Regions from separate parts of the Homo sapiens genome. Here region 2 is linked to region 1. Evidence: chromatin loops called from intact Hi-C (ENCODE). Cell type or tissue: heart right ventricle. All regions are shown on one strand. Links, peaks and the distances in the headings refer to the core of each region. The heading gives the core; the rest is flanking DNA.

The links. Hi-C counts contacts between places; a loop is a spot of excess contacts. Peaks named below come from ENCODE experiments on the same cell type or tissue, not always from the same donor. Only the 100,000 strongest peaks of a DNase experiment are listed, where the experiment ranks them.
Region 2: it touches region 1 in a loop (8-fold over the local background); 34 of 110 quality-filtered maps call a loop at or near these places.

Annotation. Positions count from the first base shown.
Region 1 is chr9:135,408,273-135,418,163 of GRCh38, reverse strand. It overlaps LOC124902305 (a long non-coding RNA gene), which reads left to right. Exons shown (of 2, transcript XR_007061849.1): 2 at 113-1,078. Among named protein-coding and RNA genes, the nearest start is that of PPP1R26-AS1, 59 kb to the left of the region's middle. RefSeq lists a silencer at 1,324-1,492. In heart right ventricle, for the core only: a CTCF peak has its summit at 5,407 (motif pointing right); a DNase peak (open chromatin) is centred at 5,413; H3K27me3 peaks cover 4,016 bases.
Region 2 is chr9:134,694,358-134,704,248 of GRCh38, reverse strand. COL5A1 (collagen type V alpha 1 chain) reads right to left here. Exons shown (of 66, transcript NM_000093.5): 3 at 4,127-4,340; 4 at 2,916-3,078. Among named protein-coding and RNA genes, the nearest start is that of COL5A1-AS1, 46 kb to the right of the region's middle. RefSeq lists enhancers at 4,734-5,556, 5,557-6,381. In heart right ventricle, for the core only: CTCF peaks have their summits at 5,351 and 5,555 (motif pointing left); a DNase peak (open chromatin) is centred at 5,558; H3K27ac peaks cover 1,296 bases.

The DNA.
Region 1 (9,891 bases), core at 1,111-9,110:
AAGCAGGACAGCGCCAGGCAGCCCTTCAAGTCCAAGCCAAGAGCTTATTTCTTTCCTTTGCTTTCCTCACTACCCCCCACCCACCAACACACTCAATCACCTGAAACTCCAGGCTTAGGCAGCTGCTCTTCAGAAATCTGAGACCCACCTCCCTTCCATTCCATTCTGGAGAGAGCAGGAGACACCTCAGAGAGGCTCAAACCACAGCCCAGGAGGAAGCCTTTCCAACAGCGTCCTTCCCAACACGGCTGGTCTGGGTGGCCCCTGAGAGGGTCTGCGGTGAACTGTGTGCATCTGTGTGTCCTCTAGCCCCGCAGGGGTTATGCATTCGAATCATCGACATTCAGTTTGCAGTTCTTCCTGGAGGCACATGCCGAGATCCCATTGCTGGGCTTGGTCTGAGACCAGCTTTGGCCAATGTCAAGGGGATGCCAGGACAAAAGCCCATCTGAGCAGAGGCTACCAGAGGCCAGTGTTAAAGAAAAAAGACTTCATGACACTTGTTTAAGCTTGGTAAGGAAGACTTTGCCACCAGCATGTCTCCAGTAGGGACTGGAATGGTCCAGGAATTCCTGCTGCTCCAGGAATGAGCAAACAAGTGGCTGATCTGCAGCCCACCTGAGCCCACCTGAGATGCCAGCACTGGGGCACGTTCTGGGCGTGTTTGTTACTGCAACAAAGCTGATTAATGCAGCCTCTGCTGTTGATTAACTTGGTCATGCAGGGAGAGAAACTGAGTGCTCCCAGCATATTGATTATAAGATGGGTGCTTTTGGAGTAGAAAGGGGCTTTGGAAAAACACTGAATTTAAGTAGAGTCCCTGCTGCATGGAAGACGGTCACCTGGCTTGCCCTTCCTGAGCACCTAAAAGCTCATCTTTGTGCTGGTGAACATAAAAATGACAAAAGCGCTGAAGTTGTCAACTAATTTTCAAAACAAAACCTCTAACTATAGTTCAGTGATACAGTGAGATGCGTTGGATTTGATGTTGTTTAAGCACGCTGTGGCCTGCCAGTGGGGGAATTTTCAGGGAATTCTTACCATTGCAGCTCACGAGGAAATAAAATGATGACCACAAGCTTCACTATGTAAAGATAGAGTGCTTCCTGTATGTGTGTATGCATGTGTGTACACGTATGACACACGCTGAAGAGAGGAAGAGGTTCCATGGGGGTGTTGTTGACCTGAGGGGCTGTTAGCCTGGTGGCCTGCAGCCACATCCTCCCTCCTGCTGGCCAAATGGACGAGGTTCATTTGCAGGAGAAAATGAGGCCAACGGAGAGAGAGCCAAGAAACTGAGAGAGAGTGTCTTGGTCTGTTTATGCTGCTAACAAAATCCCTTAGACTGGGTAATTTATAAACAGCACAAATACATTGCTTACAATTCTGGAGGTTGGAAGTTCAAGATCACAGCACCAGCAGGTCTGGCGACTGATGAGAATGCTCTCTGCTTCCAAGATGGTGTCTGGTTGCTACGTTCTGGCCTCACTTAGTGGAAGGGGCGGGAGGGCAAAAGTGGCCTAGCTAGTTTCCTCCAGCCCTTTTATAAGGGCACTAATCCCATCCGTGAGGGAGGCCCTCATGACTCAGTCACCTGCCCAAGGCCCCATCTCTTAATCCATTACATTTCAGTATATGAATTCTGGAGCGATATGTTTATTCAAATGATAGCAGAGAGAGAGAGAGAGGAAGAGAGAGAGAAGGAAAGTGGCAGAAACATCTGATAAACCCACAATTGCAGCTCATGAGGAAATAAAATGACCACAAGTTTCACCATATAGCAATAGAATGCTTCCCGTGTATGTATGTGTGTGTGCACATATGTGTGTGCCTGTGCATGCATGTGTGCGTGCATGTGTCTCTGGAGCCAGCCCGAGGTACCACCCTGCCGGTAGCTTCCTTTCTGCTGGTAGCTAGCGTGGGTCCCATCTCTGCCCCTTACCACTGAAAGAGTTCTGAGCAATACGAGAGCTTGCAAACTGGCTCCGTGCTTTCTGATAATACGGCTGGCTTTCAGCAAGTCTTTACACGGCCAAGCTCACAGGTCATTAAAGTAAACTTGCACTCAGTAGTTTGCAAAATATGAGTTTTTAGGCAGAAAACAGCATCCATGTCAGGCTGTTCAAATTGTAAGCTTTTGGACAGCCATCAGTCAAATAAAGTCAAATATTGGCTTCTGTGTAACAAACCACCCCAAGCTGAATTGGGTAAGATGAAGCAGCCACTATTTCATTATGCTGGCGGAGCTGGAGGTCAGGAATTCACGCAGGACGCAATGGAGTGGCTTTGATTCTGTTCCATGTTGTCTGGGGTCAAATGGGACGGTGCCAACACTAAGGGGACTTGAAGCTGGACCATCACATATGTGCGCTGAGCCGGGCTCAGTGGTGACTGTCCACCAAAGCACGAGCTCGTGGCCTCCTGTGTGGCTTGGGTTTCTCCCAGCATGATGACCAGGCTCGGAAAGGGAGCTTCTTGAGTCGGAGTGTCAGGTGAGGCCACTGGCCTGTGCTGTCCAGTCTCCAAACACACCTGGCCTCACTGCCACTGCCTGCCATTGAAAGCAGTCACAGCTGGTCCAGGTTTGGCAGTGGGGGTAAGGGGTAGAGACCCCACCTCTCAATGGGAAGAGGGTCAGTGTGGGTAAGGGGTAGAGACCCCACCTCTCAATGGGAAGAGGGTCAGTGTGGGTAAGGGGTAGAGACCCCACCTCTCAATGGGAAGAGGGTCAGTGTGGGTAAGGGGTAGAGACCCCACCTCTCAATGGGAAGAGGGTCAGTGTGGGTAAGGGGTGGAGACCCCACCTCTCAATGGGAAGAGGGTCAGTGTGGGTAAGGGGTGGAGACCCCACCTCTCGATGGGAAGAGGGTCAGTGTGGGTAGGGGGTACAGACCCCACGTCTTGATGGGAAGAGGGGCAGTGGGGGTGGGGGGTAGAGACCCCACGTCTTGATGGGAAGAGGGGCAAGGACTTGGGGCCATGTTATCGTTTTTAGAGGTGAGGTCTCGCTGTGTTGCCCAGGCTGAATTTGTTTTTGTTTGTTTTTGAGATGCAGTCTCACTCTGTCGCCCAGGCTGGAGTGCAGTGGTGCGATCTCGACTCACTGCAACATCTGCCTCCCAGGTTCAAGCAATTCTCTTGCCTTAGCCTCCTGTGTAGCTGGGATTACAGGTGTGTGCCCCCACGCCCAGCTAGCTTTTTGTATTTTTAGTAGAGATGGGGTTTCACCATGTTGCCCAGGCTGGTCTCGAACTCCTGACCTTAGGTGATCTGCCTGCCTTGGCCTCCCAAAGTGCTGGGATTACAGGCATGAGCCACCGCCCCTGGCTTCGCACACCTTTTTCCTTTGTGTCTGGGGGGCGAGAGGGATCAGCTGTGGACACTAGGATGGGTGTTGGGATTCAAAGACCCCCAAGTAACCTGGAGCTCCCCTAAAAGCCACCACAAGCTTCACAGCTGGGTCCTTGCTAGACAGAGCCCTGCAAGGGATGGAAGCACTGTTTTAAAAAATTGGGGTAAAGTCCACATAACATAAAATTAACTGTTTTTACAGACCACTTTATTGAGGTAGAACCGATGTCTGAGAACCGCACGTATTTAAAGTGGATGATTGGATGAATCATTTTCAGGTGCACAGCTTGGGGGTGTTTAGACATTCATGGTGTTGCGTAACCACGACCTCCAGCTAGTTTCAGGACGTTTTCAGGCCTCCAGGCCGAAGCCCCGTCCCTATGAGGCAGTGGCTCCCCACTCCTGGCCCCCACAGCCCCGGGAAGCTCTGTTCCCTCTGTCTCCGTGGATTTGTTCACTCCTCACATGTCGTGGAAAAGGAATCACACCACGTGTGTCCTCTTGTAACCGGCCTCTTCCACTTAGCGTAATGTTTTCATGGCCCAGAATTTCCTTTCTTTTCTGGCTGAGTAATATCCCACTGTATGGATGGACCACACGCTGTGACCACATTGCTCTGTGGATGGACATTTGCAGGGGCATTGTGAACAATGCTGCCAGGAACATGTGTGTGCAGGTTTTTGCTGGAATGCCTGTTTTCAGTTCTTTGGGGAAAGCACTTTTCATTTTTTAATGAGAAACCACTGGTCAGCGTAGGGGATGGCTATGAAGGGGGACGTCTCTGCCTTGTTTAAAAGAGAAAGAGGAACAGAATCCTCACCACAACCCCCGGCGCACTTTTTTGAGGAAAGACTAGAACCTTTTGCAAAATCTCCAAAGGAATCAGTTTTGTGTGGATGGACGTGCCGGAAGGAACCAATGATTCCCGTCCATCTTCCAACCCATGGGGCAGGGCCTCAGCTGGGTGTGGACAGAGGCTGCCCATGGCTCCTGTTGGCCCCTGGGTGACCGCAGGCCCCTCTATGGGGAGTCGTGGGGATAAAGCATCCGTGAGCTTAGAGGCCCTGCAAGGGCCTCTTCAAGGACCCTTCTTCTGGAAGCAGAAGGCCCTCCGTGGGGAGGGGTCACTGTCATCCCCGAATCCGGCTGGACCCTGTGGGCTGGAGGTGGCCACGCCGGGTGGCCCTGTGGCCTGTCCCCTAAGAGAGGCAGTGAAGCCTGCTGTGCAACGCAGGGGCCTCTCGGATCAGGCAGGCAGTCCCGGTGCAGCGTGGGAGCCGGGCCGCAGACCTCCCGACCTGCGTGGGGTTGGAGGCTGCCGGGCAGCTCTAGCGGGGGTTCTGGGGAACCAGCCACCTCTCCAGCGACTGCACCACCAGGTCTGCGCCAGTGGCTTCATGTATTTAGGTCCCTGTGCTGTGGAGTGAATTATGTCCCCGGGTTCAGACCTTGGCTCCCAGACCCTGTGTGGCTATTTGGAGACAGGGCCTTTGGAGGTGATGCAGCTCAGTGAGGTTGTAAGGGTGGGCCCCGATCTGACAGCGTTAATGACCTTCTCGGAAGAGGAGGGGAGGCCAGAGCTCTCCCCCTGCGCATCCCGGGAAAGGCTGCGTGAGGACGCAGTGGGGCAGCCGTGAGTCTGCAATCGTGGGTCTCACCAGACCTGGAACCAGCTGGCCCCTTCATCTAGGACCTCCCGGCCTCCAGAACGGTCAGAACTGAATGTTTAAGGCCCTGGTCTGTGGCGTTTTGTTGTGGCAGTCTGCGCTGACTGAGAAAGAATCTTCCAGAAAGAACCTCGGGCAGCTGAGTCAGTCAAATTACCTCAGTTTCCCCACAGCCGAGAAGGACCCCACCCCACCATTCAGAGCTGCTTTTAGCATCTGACACTTTGTGCCCCGCGGATATTCCTGCATTACTTCGGATCTGAACACCAGGTGTATTACGTGTTTTCATCTTGGTGCCTGGGTTTTCCGGCGTCCACCTGGCTCCTTCCTGCAGAAATGCCGGCTCCGCCCGCTGGGTGCCAGGGTCCCTCCACCGAACGCGCTGGGCGCAGGGCCGCGAGCGTCCAGCAGGGGGCGAGCGCGCGCTTCCCGGAGCGGCGGGGAGCCGGTGGGTCAGGCTGAGACGCGCGGAGAATCAGCCGCAAACCCCTCGCCCGGCCCGGGAGGCTGCGCTGGGCTCGCGAAGGCCTGGAAGCTTCCCCGTTCTTTCTTTTTTTAATTTTATTATTATTATACTTCAAGTTCTAGGGTACATGTGTACAACGTGCAGGTTTGTTACATATGTATACATGTGCCATGCTGGTGTGCTGCACCCATTAACTCGTCATTTAGCATTAGGTATATCTCCTAATGTTATCCCTCCCCTCTCCCCCCACCCCACAACAGGCCCCGGAGTGTGATGTTCCCCTCCCTGTGTCCATGTGTTCTCATTGTTCAATTCCCACCAATGAGTGAGAACATCTGCGCTGACCTATGGCTTCTTTTTGGAAAAAAGTGCATTCAGAGGCCAGGCACGGTGCCTCACGCCTGTAATCCCAGCACTTTGGGAGGCCGAGGTGAGTGCATCACTTGAGGTCAGGAGTTCGAGACCATGCTGGCCAACATGATGAAAACCCGTCTCTACTAAAAATACAAAAATTAGTCGGGCGTGGTGGCGGGCACCTGTAATCCCAGCTACTCGAGAGGATGAGGCAGGAGACTCGCCTGAACCCAGGAGGCAGAGGTTGCAGTGAGCTGAGATTGTGCCATTGCACTCCAGCCTGGGGGACAGAGCAAGACTCCATCTCAAAAAAAAAAAAAAAAAAGTTCTGTCAGGCCAGACGCGGTGGCTCACACCTGTAATCCCAGCGCTTTGGGAGGCCAAGGAGGGAGGGTCACTTGTGTCCAGGAGTTTGAGACCAGCCTGGGCAACATAGTGAGATCCACATCTCAATAAATAAATAAATTAAATAAATAAATAAATAAATAAATAAATAAATAGGCAAGCCGGGTGTGATGGCGAAGACCTGCAGTCCCAGCTACTTGGGAGGCTGAGGTGGGAAGATCACCCGAGCTTGGGAAGTGGAGGCTGCAGTGAGCTGTGAGTGTGCCACTGCACCCCAGCCTGGGTGACAGAATGAGACCCTGTCAAAAAAAAAAAGTGCTTTCACAGTTTTCTTATTTTTATCGATCCACCCTGTGTGGGAGGGGTATTGCCACTGGAAATGGGGCTGGTCTGCCCTGGGATGTGGTGTTCTGGTATAAAGACCAGGTCCTATTTTGAAGACTTAGTAGAAAAACAAATGCAAAAAAATCTCATTAATAATTCTTTATATTTGAGTATATTGGGTTTAACAAAAATACATTACCAGGATGAATTTCCGCTGCTTTTTTTTTTTTTTTGCCTCCTTAAATGTGGCTGAGCTGTGTTTCCGCTGGACAGCCCCAGGCCCCGGAACGCAGATTCGCAGAGGTGGTGTTTCACCGCCTGGTGGAGCTGAGAGGGTTTCCTGGATCGTGCCGGGAGGGCTCAGCACTCGTTGGCGTTTCCCGTTGGTGCTCCCAGGGCTCAGCTGGCTTGGGGTCCCACAGTATTTCCCTGATTCCCTGACTCCCACCTGACCTCCCACATGGGTGTCTTGGGGAAGGAAGGAACGCACCAACCCCTGGTGACCAGAGGCCGACTCTGGAACTGCTCCTTGAAATCGGTGCACCGGGCAGCCCCTCCTCCAGGTTTCAGTTTGGTTTTCAGGTGGGGGTCACCAGGGCCGTCTGTCCATGGAGGCCACAGGCGGCTGCAGGCAGGGCCTGCCGCAGCTGCAGCCCGGGCTGTGGTGCACCCAGTGAGCTTGGCTCTGGACTTACAAGCTTCCTGAGGTTCGCCCTGCCCTGGGTAGGCTTTCAGTCTAGGAGAAGACCCAGGTGAGGAACAGAGAGACATTAATACTGATAATAAGAATAATTTTAGCTAAAATCTGTTGCCCACCTAAGATGTGCCAGACCTGGGCTCAGCCTTCACCACATCATCCCTTTCAGTCCTCGGTCACCTCAGAAGCTAGATTTCGAGACCCTTGGGACCTGCTGCTCTCCAGGGGAGGGAAGGGAGACCCTGGGCTCTGAAGGGCCTGCCTCTTCCTGGATCCACAGGGTTTTCCAGAGCTGCTGCAGCGAGGAGGGCAATGCCTGGGGCTTTGTGGGTGCCACTCGGGGAGCCTGGGTTTCTTAGGGAACAGCTGGAGTTGGGGTCTCACTGGGGGCTGTGAGTCAGCTCGGGCGGCCACACCAAAATAACCCCAGGCTGGGGCTCAAACAACACACATTTATTCTTGCAGTCCTGGAGGCTGGAAGTCCCGAATCAAGGTGCTGGTGGGCAGGGCTGGTTTCTCTGGAGTCTCCTCACCTTGGCTTGCGGAGGCTGTCTTCCTCCTGTGTCCTCACAAGATCATTCCTCTGAGTGTCTGTGTCTTCATCTCTTCTTGTTATGAGCTCCCCAGTCCTGTGGGATTAGGGCCCACCCAAAATCACCTCATTGTACCTTAATGACCTCTGTAAAAATCCTGTCCCCAAACGCAGCCACATTCTGAGCTGCTGGGGGACAGGGTGCCAACCTAGATTCAGCCCAGAACCAGAAGTGTGGTCCCAGGAGAGTGAGAGTGAGGGGGAAGGGAGTGAAGCAGCGGGGTGGGGAGGCCAGTGTGTGTGTGGGATAGAGGTGGTGGCTCAGCAGGCGTCCCCACACGGCCTGGAACCCCTGGAACCATCCGTCCCAGAGAGGCGGGGCAGTCTGCCCTCTGCTCGGTCCTGTGTCCTGTGGGTCAGAACTCACCCCGCGGGAATTGACTCCCTGCTTTGGCAGCTCCCTGGGAAGCCAAGCCTCGTGCCCTGCAGTGTGGGAGTTGGTCAGTCAGTCTGGAAGGGGCAGAGACTTACTTATGGGTGGTGGGCCTCGGGGTGGCCGCTCAGCCTAAACAGCCGGGGCAGGGCTGGACGGCCATGGGGTCTGAGGGTGGGTGTCTGTGCTTGGCTCAGTCCTGGGCCTCCTGCCCTGCTCAGAACCATGCGACTGTGGCTGTGCCAGCCACTCTGTCTGTCAGCCCCGGCCTGTGCCTGTGCGCCCTGCTCCCATCATATGTGGGAGACATAGACCCTCGGCATCCCTCTGTCAGGGCCCTTCCCGCCACAGGTCAGGAAGTGGGCCTGGGAGGAAGCAAGAGCCGGACGCCTGCCCCTCGGGCTCAGTGGTGAGGAGCTCACACACTCCACCATTTGAACAAACCCTGCGAAGCTCTTCCCAGGTGTCTCCATGAACCCACCCGTTCCACCCGCAGTCCCACGAGCAATGGCGATGGCAGCTGGAATCCCCTTGGGGGCACGAGAGCCCTCGGCAGGCACTGGGCCTCATGCAGGGAGCAGGTGTGGATGTCAAGGGGGCAAGGGAAGCCCTTTCATCTCCCTGCGGATGGACCAGACTCTCAAGCCACCATGTCCATGGATGGTGGAAAACGTCATCTTGCCTATTCATGATGATTCAGTCACTTTAGGACGTTTCTTGGCCCACTTTTGGGAGACATGGATTCTTCCCCTGTCCCCCTTCCCCCTTCTCCTGGGGTGGGCAGATCCTGGGGGCCCTGGGGACTTCAGGTCTTGACATAGTGGCAGGTCAGTCCTCAGTCCTCAGGGCCTCTGCTGAGATGTTATTCATCCGTTGCCCCATATGCTGGAGAAGGCAGAGGGCCCCGGGGCAGCAGCCCCACTCGGGTCACTTTGTGTCTTCATCTTCCTCCCAGCCCTGGGCCCCTTCACACCTGCTGGCCCACCGCCAGCTTCCTTTGCACCCTTCCCAGGATGTTCTTCTGGCTGGTTTAGGTGGCATAGCACAATGTCTGGGGCTGCAGAGCTGGGCCTTGAATATCAGTTCTATGACTTATCAGCTGTGTGACTTTGACTACGTTGCTCAACCTCTCTGGGTCCCAGTTTCCTCAGATGGAGAATGGTGTAATGAATGAACACCTGTAAAAGTGCTGGTGCCTGTGAACTATCACCCTTCCTCTTCCCTGTGTTGCACAGGACGTACGGGACTCGGCAGTGGTGGTGGAGAAAGCCACCAGACCCAGGCATTCACTCAGCTCAGCTTCTGGTGGCAGACACGGGTGGCACCTACACTCAGTCACCACAACCCCTCTTCCTTGGTAACAAACTTGGGGTGTGAGTGGATCTTCATTCCCAGGGTTAGTGACCCCCAAGCGGATGAATCCAGCGCACCTTGGAGTCTTACCTTCCCAGCTTGGAGCTGGTTTAGGCACGGCATGTGAGGCGGTTCTGCGGGAGGGGTCTGAAGCCAGTTGATAACAGCAGCTTCTAGGGAAGGCTTTCTTGTTTTTCAAAGAGATTCCAGGAAGAGTCTCTCCTTCTTTTGCTGGGCATTGCTGGGTCTGGGTGGGATTCCTGGGGCTGTGGCAGTTGTTTTGTAGCCTTGAGGAGCATCAGCCTGAACCCCAGAATGGCCAGGAGGACAGAGGTGGAAGTGGCCAGGCAGCCAATTGCACTGGCTGGG
Region 2 (9,891 bases), core at 660-8,659, 710 kb after region 1:
CGGAGCGGTCAGACAACTCACCGAAGATCTCACCCCTGGGAAACAGTGGAGCCAGGATGCAAACCCAGCCCTGAACACGGATTTCTAGTGCTTCCCTGGGGTAAGGGACTCTTCACATACATCTGCTTTTGGGAAAACAGCTTTTCCTGCTCAGTTAGAATATCAATGAAGCACTATTTGTTTTAGGATCCTAATTTTTTAAAGATAAAATAAAGCTTTTTCCTGAATCTTTACAACAGAACACACTAGAAATTACAAAGATTTGACACAGCACAAAAAAGAGACTGCATGACAAACATTAAAACCCTGAGGCCGGGCGCGGTGGCTCACGCCTGCAATCCCAGCACTGTGGGAGGCCGAGGCGGGCGGATCACAAGGTCAGGAGATCGAGACCATCCTGGCTAACACAGTGAAACCCCATCTCTACTAAAAATACAAAAAAAATTAGCTGGGTGTGGTGGCGGGCGCCTGTAGTCCCAGCTACTCGAGAGGCTGAGGCAGGAGAATGGCGTGAACCCGGGAGGCAGAGCTTGCAGTGAGCCGAGATCGTGCCACTGCACTCCAGCCTGGGCGACGGAGCGAGACTCCGTCTCAAAAAAAAAAAAAAAAAAAAAAAAAAAACCCGAGGCCACCGCGTGGCCTCCCATCCAGAGGCAGGGCCTCGACCCACAGAACAACAGGCAGCGGTGGGGGTGACTCTGGCAGGTGCCCAGGCCAAGCCCAGAACCTCCCCTGCAGCTGTGCAGGTAGCCTTACTGTGACCAATGTTTTACAAATGAGTCTCAAAGCTCATCAATGTCACCTGCTTTGCCTAGATCCTCCCACCAGCAAGAGGCAAAACCAGCACTTGATCCCAGTCTGTGTGACTCCAAGGCAGCTTTTAACCCCAGCTCCCCAGAATAGCCCAGAAGCTGCCTCCTGCCTGGCTGAGGACGGCTCCTGTGCCCGCAGTTCCTTCCAGGCGCCTAGGCAGGTCTGTTCAGAAGTGTGCCCGGAGGGTGTGTCTCAATAGCTTGCAAAATCTGGCTGTGCCAGCAGGATCCAAGCACCCGCCCTGCTCTACCGAAGCCCCAGGCTACAGCTTCCTGGAAACTGACCCAGAGCCAACTGCACGTTCAGCAGAATCTCCACCACCTTCACACCTACTCCCTGCCTTCTTCTAACAGGCCCATCTCATTCCACAGAGCGTGGCTGCTCTGATCATTCCTCTGCGGTCTGCACTGGGCCGCGGGGCTGTGTCCTGCCTTTCTGTCTGCCTTGACACTGTATTAATATCCAGAACAACTGAATTTGACATTAAGCCGGGGCTTCCTATAAGGGAGACAGTGCGCTGCTGTGTCACTGCATTCAACCTCATGGAACCTTTGCCACAGCTCATGAAGCAGCCACATCTGTGATCCCATTTTACAGACGGAGACCCTAAGACAGAGAAATAGCAGAGCAGCTTGCCCGAGGCCCAAATCCAACAATCGACAGAGCCCAGGTGGGCTTGCCCTGAGGCCAGCACTCTGCTGAATGTCCAGTTCACAGTGACACTACGTGGTCCCCAGTATGATTTCCTAGAAAGGTGAGACTTTCAGAATTGCCCTCTTCTCACACGCTCAAAGCCCCAGGGTCAGTTCAACCGTGCCCGTCCCCACGAGCAGACATCGATATCTTTAACACAGAAATGAACTAGTACGTGTGATGTCTCCTTCGCGTGCCCTTGGCAGAACACCAAGATTGAGTCAACACGGTGTCTGGTTTGGTGACCCCGAGTCACCGAGAAGAAACATGGCCCTGGGGACCCCACCTCAGCCATGAAACGGGGGCAGCCGGATGCAGAACCGATGTGTAGACACAGCCAGGAGCTCACGGCAGCGCTCGGGGATTTAGGGAGGAGACACTGCCCTAACTTGTCCCATCTCTGCAGCCCTGGAGGAGGAAATCCCAGAGCCAGGATGGCCCTCGGAGGCCATTTAAGCCAGTGGCTTTCGAACAGGTTTTAGCCACAGAGACCCGGGTGCAAAACCAAATCTTCTGCAAAACCCAACTTACATAAACGACAAGGAAGCCCAGTGGAGGGGTCCTGGCTGCCGCCTAACCCAAGCCGCGGAGGCAACGGTCACTGCAGTGCCCTTGGGAAGGGCAGAGTCCAGGACCCTGTGCAGGCTGTCGCCCCAGCACCCCAGGAGGCAGGGCCCTGGAACCCCTACAGGCTCCTGGTGACTCCAACGCCCCCACCCGGGGCAGCTGGGGATCACTGGTCACCTGCAGAAGCTCTCAACCTGTTTCTTGGCAGTGGGACGGGGCATTCTCCTGCTCTCTCACGCAGAACCCCAACCTATGAAGGGCTCCATGGGCTGAAGTGAGGGTCCCAGAGCCCACTCAGCTCAGGCCCCGACTCCCAAGCCTCTGAGGCATTCCCCGGGAAAGCAAGGCCCCTGGCTGGACACAGCTAGACTGGAGTGAGGCCAGCCCGAGTTGGGTCGGCACAGGTCTCCCTGGTGCGTCCACACGGTGGCCCAGCTCTGCCCTTCAAGCTCACCCAGAGGACAGCTGCCCCTGTCCCAGGATGGCCTCGGATACAGACGGCAGGAGTGTGCAGGTTTCCAGGAGCCTCAGCACGAGGCTGGACAAAGGCCCTGTCCTTTCCGAGCCAGCACCCAGGAGACTCACGTACTGGGCCCTTGGGACAAGGGCGGCCACTGCCATCCCCACGCGGCCTACAGGCGGCAGCAGCTCTGGCCCCTCCATTTCCGAAAGCCACAAACATCTCTTAGGATGGCAGCAGAGGCTTCTGACCAACAGAGACGGTGACCACAGTGGACCGCCAGCCGGTCCCGGCCCGAGGAGCCTCCTCCAACAGCAGTCACAGTGGCTCCACAGGAGGAGTGCCCTGGTGGGCACAGGGGTTGGTCTGCCCTCCTGCTCACCTCAAACACCTCCTCATCCAGGATCCGGGTGCCAAACACGATGATGCCATTGATGTCGATCATGGGGTGGTCGCTGCGGTCGAGGAATTTGGTGGTCTTCTTTTTACAGTCGAGGATCAAGGTGACATTTTTCTTGTGGACGCTGAGAGCAATTCTGTGCCACCTGCAAAGAAACAGATGGTGAAGACAGGGCTTGGATCACAGATGCCAGCTCAAGCAATTTTGCTGCAAATTCCTCGAGACACAGGAAGAAGGCCCACTTCCTGCACGATCGTGGTGGGGCGGAGCAGATCAAGGCCCAGCCTCTGGAATCAGACAAGTTAGGGCAACACCCCGTGCCATGAGATCTACTCATTCCCCAGAACCCTCGTCCCTCAGACAAGGATGGCTGTCTGAACCCTGGAAGCCCAGCCGGGAGCCCAAGTGAAAGGGGGAAGGGGGAGCACACAGCACTCGGCACTGGCTCGGGACCCAGGAGTGTGGTCCCTGGGAGCGTGGTCCCTGCGGTGCGGTCACAGCCATCGGGAGAATGGCAGGGCGGCGGCCGTTGTATTTTGCTGTGTGCATGCGAGCACTTGTCACGTGCCCTCTGAACCCCGATGGCAAACTGCAGGCAGCCAGAGAAGACCGGGTGTGGACGGGAAATGGTGGAAGGAGTGGATCTGTCTGAAAGTCTTGGCGAAGAATTCAGAAATCATGTATTGAAGACGTTCGGAGATTATCAGGGCATGACCTCACACGTGCTGACCACGAAAGAGGAGACTGACAACCCCTGGTGTTGAGGTCTGCACCCAACAGAGCGTGCTGGCACGACCCGCTTTTTCTCATGCTCACTCCCACTCCTAACACACCTGTGTCCTTGAAGGATACCTGAAATCCTTTCTGGAAAAGGTTGGGTATAACCTCACAATTTCCTGTGTCCCTTCTGACACAAACAGGCGGGAATTTGATGTGCTTTAGTGCACTTTACAAAGGGATAATGGAGGGCCAGGGAGGAGAAGTGACTCCCCAGAGCCACAGAGGATGAATCAAGACCATAACCCAGGTTTCAGGACTCCAAGCCCAGCACCCTCTCCTCTGCTGCGGCGTCTGTGGGAGTCTCAGTACCGGCTGCTGCACGTCCTCTACTGTGCCCCACATCTGGTCAGTGGTATGAGCTGGCCTGATCCCCCCTCCAGCAGGGGGACAGTTGCCCAGAAGTGCCCACTTACTTGCCATCTGACAGGTTGATGCCCCGGAAGAGGGGGTAGTCTTCCGGGCCAGGCTTCCCCGTGTGGTCCTCGTAGAGGAAGACGGGAGAGCGGCCCAGCTCCAGCCCAATCTGCTGGATACCCTGCTCGTTGTAGATGGAGACCAGGAAGGCCTGGCTGCCTTTCTTGGCTTTCACAGTTGTTAGGATGGAGAAGTCCTCGGGAAATGCAGACGCTGGAACAGAGCACAGAGGTGAGAAGGCAGTCGGGGAGCCCCTGCAACCACACCCAGCCATGGCTCTCTGCAAACAAGCCAGCCCGGGACCCTGGGAAGCTGTGCTGCCCGTCGTGGGGCACTGCCATCTGCTGCACATCTGCCCCTTGATCAAACTGCTCCTGCAGCCCTTCCCTGCTCCCACTTGGCCAAACCTGCCCCCTTCAAGACTCAGTGCAAATGCAAACTCCTCCATGAAACACAACTGGTCCTTCCAGCTGGGAGCCCTCAACACCCTGCCCTCAGCTCCTGCGCCTAACACATCTGTGTGTTGACCCTCAGGAGAACCTCTCAGGCTGTGAGCTGCCTCTGGATGGAGGCTGCTTCTGAGGTGTCTTAGTACGCTCCATGAGGTCACACCACTCAGCATGCAAGGAAGGGAGGGAGGGAGGGGGAGGGAGGGAGAGAGACGGAGGGAGGAAGCAGAGAGAGGAAGGGAGAAGGGAAGCAACAGCCTCGAACCGCCACTAGAATTGTACTTTGTGACATTTCCTGGTTGATACGCAAAACAGAGAAAAAGTGGAAATTCATCAAAAGAATTTAATCCAAATTTAAAATTAGAAAAAAATATATCCCTAGTATGTTAACGGGAGGAATTACCTCTTACAACACATGCCAGGAGCAATTTGAGGTCATTAAAAGGCAGACCCAGGCTGGCCCGGCCACAAGCACCTAAGCCCACTCCACATATCTGCCCCTCATCCGTGGGCATGACCGGGAGCCCCAGCCCCTCCTGTCCATCGATCCTGGTGGCAAAGGCAGCGATGCTCTCACCCTGGGCCACCTGCAGTTCTGCCAAGAGCCTGGGGCTGATGGAGGGCCTGTGGCTAGTTGATGCCGGTGGGCCAGCCAAAAGTGCTGGGCCTAAGGCTGTGGGCTGCTCAGAACGGGCCAGAAGGAGCGGTGTCCCAGGAGGGTGTCAACAGGGACATGCCAAGGAAGGGGGGCCCAGGACCTGCTGCTGGAGCCGCCCCACAAGCAGCACCACTACGGAGGGCTGGGATCTGGTGGGTGGGCTTGAGCCATCGTGAATCCATTACCAGACCCACCCCTTCTTTAGAAGTGGGAACAAAGGCTAACCAGGTGGCCCAGAGGCCCCTGACCCCATGGGGCAGCAGAGTCTGGATCTGCGGCAGCAGCGCCTGCAAGGCGGCTATCCATGAGCACCCTCTGCTGGCGAAATTGTGGCAAGGCGGGCAGCAGCGTCACCACCTCTGCCCCTGGTCACTCCAGCACAGCTGCAGGTACAACACTGGGAGGAAGGGGACGCTGAAGGCCCCCTCGTCCCACAGCATCCTGAGGCTTCCAAGGGGGAGGAGAATGCTGCCTGTCACAGCCTCTGCATCCTCTGTAAGGTGCTGCAGGGAGATCTCCTGAGGTTCTGCAAAATGAGGGGCCACTACTCCAGGCAAACCCTCCAAGGCCCCCACAGGCCAACCCAGAGCCTGCGTGAGCGCTGGAAGCTGCCACAGCAGCAGGCTCATCCTGCAGTCACGAATCTCTCACTAAGGCACTGACAGGGAACAGGGCTGCCCAGCTGTGGCCGGGCACCCTGTGTTGACCAGCTCCAAGCCATGACTCAGCTGTTCCCACAGGAGACTGGGCCCCAGGTGGGCCTGGCCAAGGCACCTGCCCCCAAAGCTGGGGACAGCCCCAGGTGGGGGTGATGACAGTCAGTGTGGCCATCTGGGAAAGGCAGGTTTCACGGAGGAACTGGCTCAGGACTCCCATGTCTAGACACAAGCCATCAGCTTTGTTTTTTTGGGTTTTTTTGTGGGGTTTTTTTGAGATAGAGTCTCGTTCTGTCGCCCAGGTTGGAGTGCAGTGGTGAGATCTCGGCTCACTGCAACCTCCACCTCCCAGGTTCAAGTAATTCTCTTGCCTCAGCCTCCCAAGTAGCTGGGACTACAGGTCCACACCACCACGCCTGATTAATTTTTGTATTTTTGGTAGAGACGGGGTTTCACCATGTTGGTCAGGCTGGTCTCGAACTCCTGACCTCAGGTGATCCACCCGCCTTGGCCTCCCAAACTGCTGCGATTATGGCTTTGCATCATCCTTCCACATGAGGGGATGTGGGCGGGGGACTCTGGAGATGACAGCCTTAGCTGGTCCCACCTATGGCAAGGGAGTGGGACCTGCCATGCCCACCCACCGTAGGGACCCCATATGGCAAGGCTGCCAGCAGGACCATGGCAGCCCCACGTGATCCCTGGGAGTGCATGGGGCACTGAGGGCCAGGTGGGGTCTCACCTGAAGCACTCAGGTCCCCGTCCACACCCAGGGCAGATGGCACAGTCACCATCTGAGTCCACTCCCTCACTCTCATTGCAAAGGGCCACCTGGCTCCCGTCCCCACCCCACCGCCACCCTGAGTGCCAGAGTCATTCTTCCGTCTTAAAAGATCAAAGAACGAGTTGCGCACACTCATGTCTCCGGCACAAGGCACCGCTAGGCCCACGAACCCCCATCTCCGCAGCTCATTAAAATGCCGTTTCTCAAGTTTTGAAATCTCTATGGTAACAAATTTTCTCAGCTCAGATAAAACCCGAAAGGATAAATTATGTTTAACATTAATCTCTCTCCTGGCAAAATAACAATGGATTTATTGTCACTGTGAGATGGCCCATTCGAGTCATGACATGAGCTGGGACGCTGATACTTTATAATCTACGCTGTCCGGGCACTCTGGGAGGAGGGAATCGGCTGTCGAACACTTCATGTTTCATTTCTCCAAGAAAAGTCACAGTTGAGGGGTGGGCTCCGGACTCCCTCAGAGCTTTTCATTTTTTTTTTTTTAAGACAGAGTCTCACTCTGTTGCCCAGGCTGGAGTGCAGTGGCGTGATCTCAGCTCACTGCAAGCTCCGCCTCCCGGGTTCACGCCATTCTCCTGCCTCAGCCTCCCGAGTAGCTGGGACTACAGGCACCCGCCACCAAGCCTGGCTAATTTTTTTGTATTTTTAGTAGGGATGGGGTTTCACCGTGTTAGCCAGGATGGTCTCGATCTCCTGACCTCGTGATCCGCCTGCCTTGGCCTCCCAAAGTGCTGGGATTACAGGTGTGAGCCACCCCGCCCGGCCAGAGCTTTTCACTTTTACTTCTGCTGAAGTCCAAAGGCACTAGAGCATTTTAGGTATGCAGTAGGAGTACAATAAATGCATTTGTGTTGAAACTAAATCATACTGAGCCGACAGTTACTAAGCATACCGATTGCTCACTACAGTGGATCACGTGATCAATAAACAGTGACTGATCCCCTAATAAACAGTGATTGGTGCCAGGCGCTGGGGTGACACAGTCAAAGGACAGATATGGTCCCTGACCTCAGAAAGTGATACTCCCACGATACAAACAGAAATCATCAAACCAAACCAGTTAGTTAAATAATTGCAGGCTGGGCGAGGTGGTTCATGCCTGTAATCCCAGCACTTTGGGAGGCCAAGGCAGGAGGATCACTTGAGGTCAGGAGTTCCACACCAGCCTGGCCAACATGGTGAATCCCTGTCTCTGCCAAAAATATAAAAAAAATTAGCCGGGTGTGGTGGCACACACCTGTAATCCCAACTACTCGGGGGGCTGAGGCAGGAGAATCGCTTGAACCTGGGAGGCAGAGGTTGCCGTGAGCCAAGATTACACCACTGCACTCCAGCCTGGGCGACAGAGTGAGACTCTGTCTCAATAATAATAATAATAATAATTGCAAATAATGCAGGGGGCAGTGGGGCAGGGTGGCAGAAAGAGGTCAGAGGATAGGAAATGAATGCGGGGTGTGGCTAACTTTGGACAGGGGGCCAGGAACCTGGGGGGCGGCTGAGGTTTCAGCTGGACCCTGGCAGCCCAGGAGGGGCCGGGCTAAGGGGAGCATGGCAGGCCCAGGGCAGAGGCCCAGGATCCAGGGGCACCGAGGCAGCCCTGCAGAAGGAATTTCACCAGCCATCTTCAGTCCCGACCAGAAGGGCTCTCAGTCCCACATTGGGGTGGGACAGGTGAGGGGCTCCAGAGAGGAAGCTGCCATCTGGCAGCCCCTGCAGGGATAACTTGGTTCTGGAACCTTCTGGCCTGGACCCAAACTTACTGCATTTGTCATGGCCAGAAGTGAAGTTTACATTCCCTGGGCTGGACTAACCCATGGGGTCGAAGATAGAGTGAGGAAGAGACGGTCTCCAGTCTCACCAGGTAGATTCCCAGGTGGGAACCCCGCATCTTATTTCATGGGACCCCCCTCCTCTCAGCCATCAGGGAACCCCTATCCTGCTCTATGGGGGTACAGGGGAGTGGGGAGCATCTGCTCAGTGAGTAGAGGGTCTGCAAAGCCCCCAGGCTGAGGACACTACCCTCCCACCGCTGCCTCCATCTTCCCCTCACGTCAGCCTGCCCCTGCAGCTGGCACCCTGTTCGGCCGTCCCTGCCACCCTCGTCCAGCACTCAGCGCAATCCTGTGGAGGGTCCCAGGGCCCAGCGCAACTGGCTGCTCCCTTGCTCTCTGGCAGGAAGGTACTGGCGGGGGCAGCGAGGGGCAGCAGGACATTCTGCCTAAGGGAGGCTGATTCTGGAGCCCAGGCCCCAGGGTGCAGGAGAGCCACAGGCGAAGACAGGGTGTTGGCCAAGGGGCAGGGGGGTGTGGGCAGAGCCGTGGCCTCCACCCAACCCTGGGTGTCCTGAGTAGGAGGCAAATCTCAGAGGCCTGGTCTGAAGAGGGGTACGGAGGAAAAGGCACCTACAGAGGACAAAATAGAGAGGACCCCACCCACAGCACCAGAGCCGAGGAGGAGGATGCGTGCTGATCCAGGAAGTGGGCTCAGGTGGGGCTGGTCCCCAAGTCAGGTGACCAGGGGGGACACTGCCTCGCCTGGTCATCCTCAGAGGGGACAGCTCAGATCTGGGTCATTACAAACAAGCAGTGCTGGGTCAACAAGGCAGGGAGCACACCATCCCGGGCCCCCAGTGGGGACGTGGATCCCAGAGCTCGGGCCGCCTGGTGAGGAAGCCAGGCCCGCTGCCTTCAGGGTCTCAGGCCACCTCACCGTGAGGCGATGTCTGCACTGCAGACACAGGGGACCGAGGCCTGGGACCCCACTGGGAAGGAAGTCCCAACCCTCCCCGCTTCACTGGCAGCCCCTGTGTCACAGTCCTGGGCTTCAGTCCCTGCAGCCTCATCTCCCTGGTGCCAGGACAACCCAGCACCCATGATCGGTCAGCAACCGTGGCTCAGGGTTGAGCTCCCTGGTCGGACAGATCCCAGAACCCAGACTGCTGGGTCTCAGCAAGACTAGAAAACCCTCTTCGAATGAGGGGGGAAATTCTAGCCTCTGTCCTGCCCCCAAGTGCAGAAAATGGGAACAGGATTCTTCCCCTGTACAGAAGGGAGGGCGGTGCCCCTGAGGAGGGTGGCCTAGGGAACCTCGCTCTCCCAGGCCAGAGGAGGCCGGGCTCCATCTGTTCTATTCATGGCTGTGTCTCCCTGGCACCCAGATCACTCTGCCAGTTCGTGCCCAGTGGGGGATACAGGAC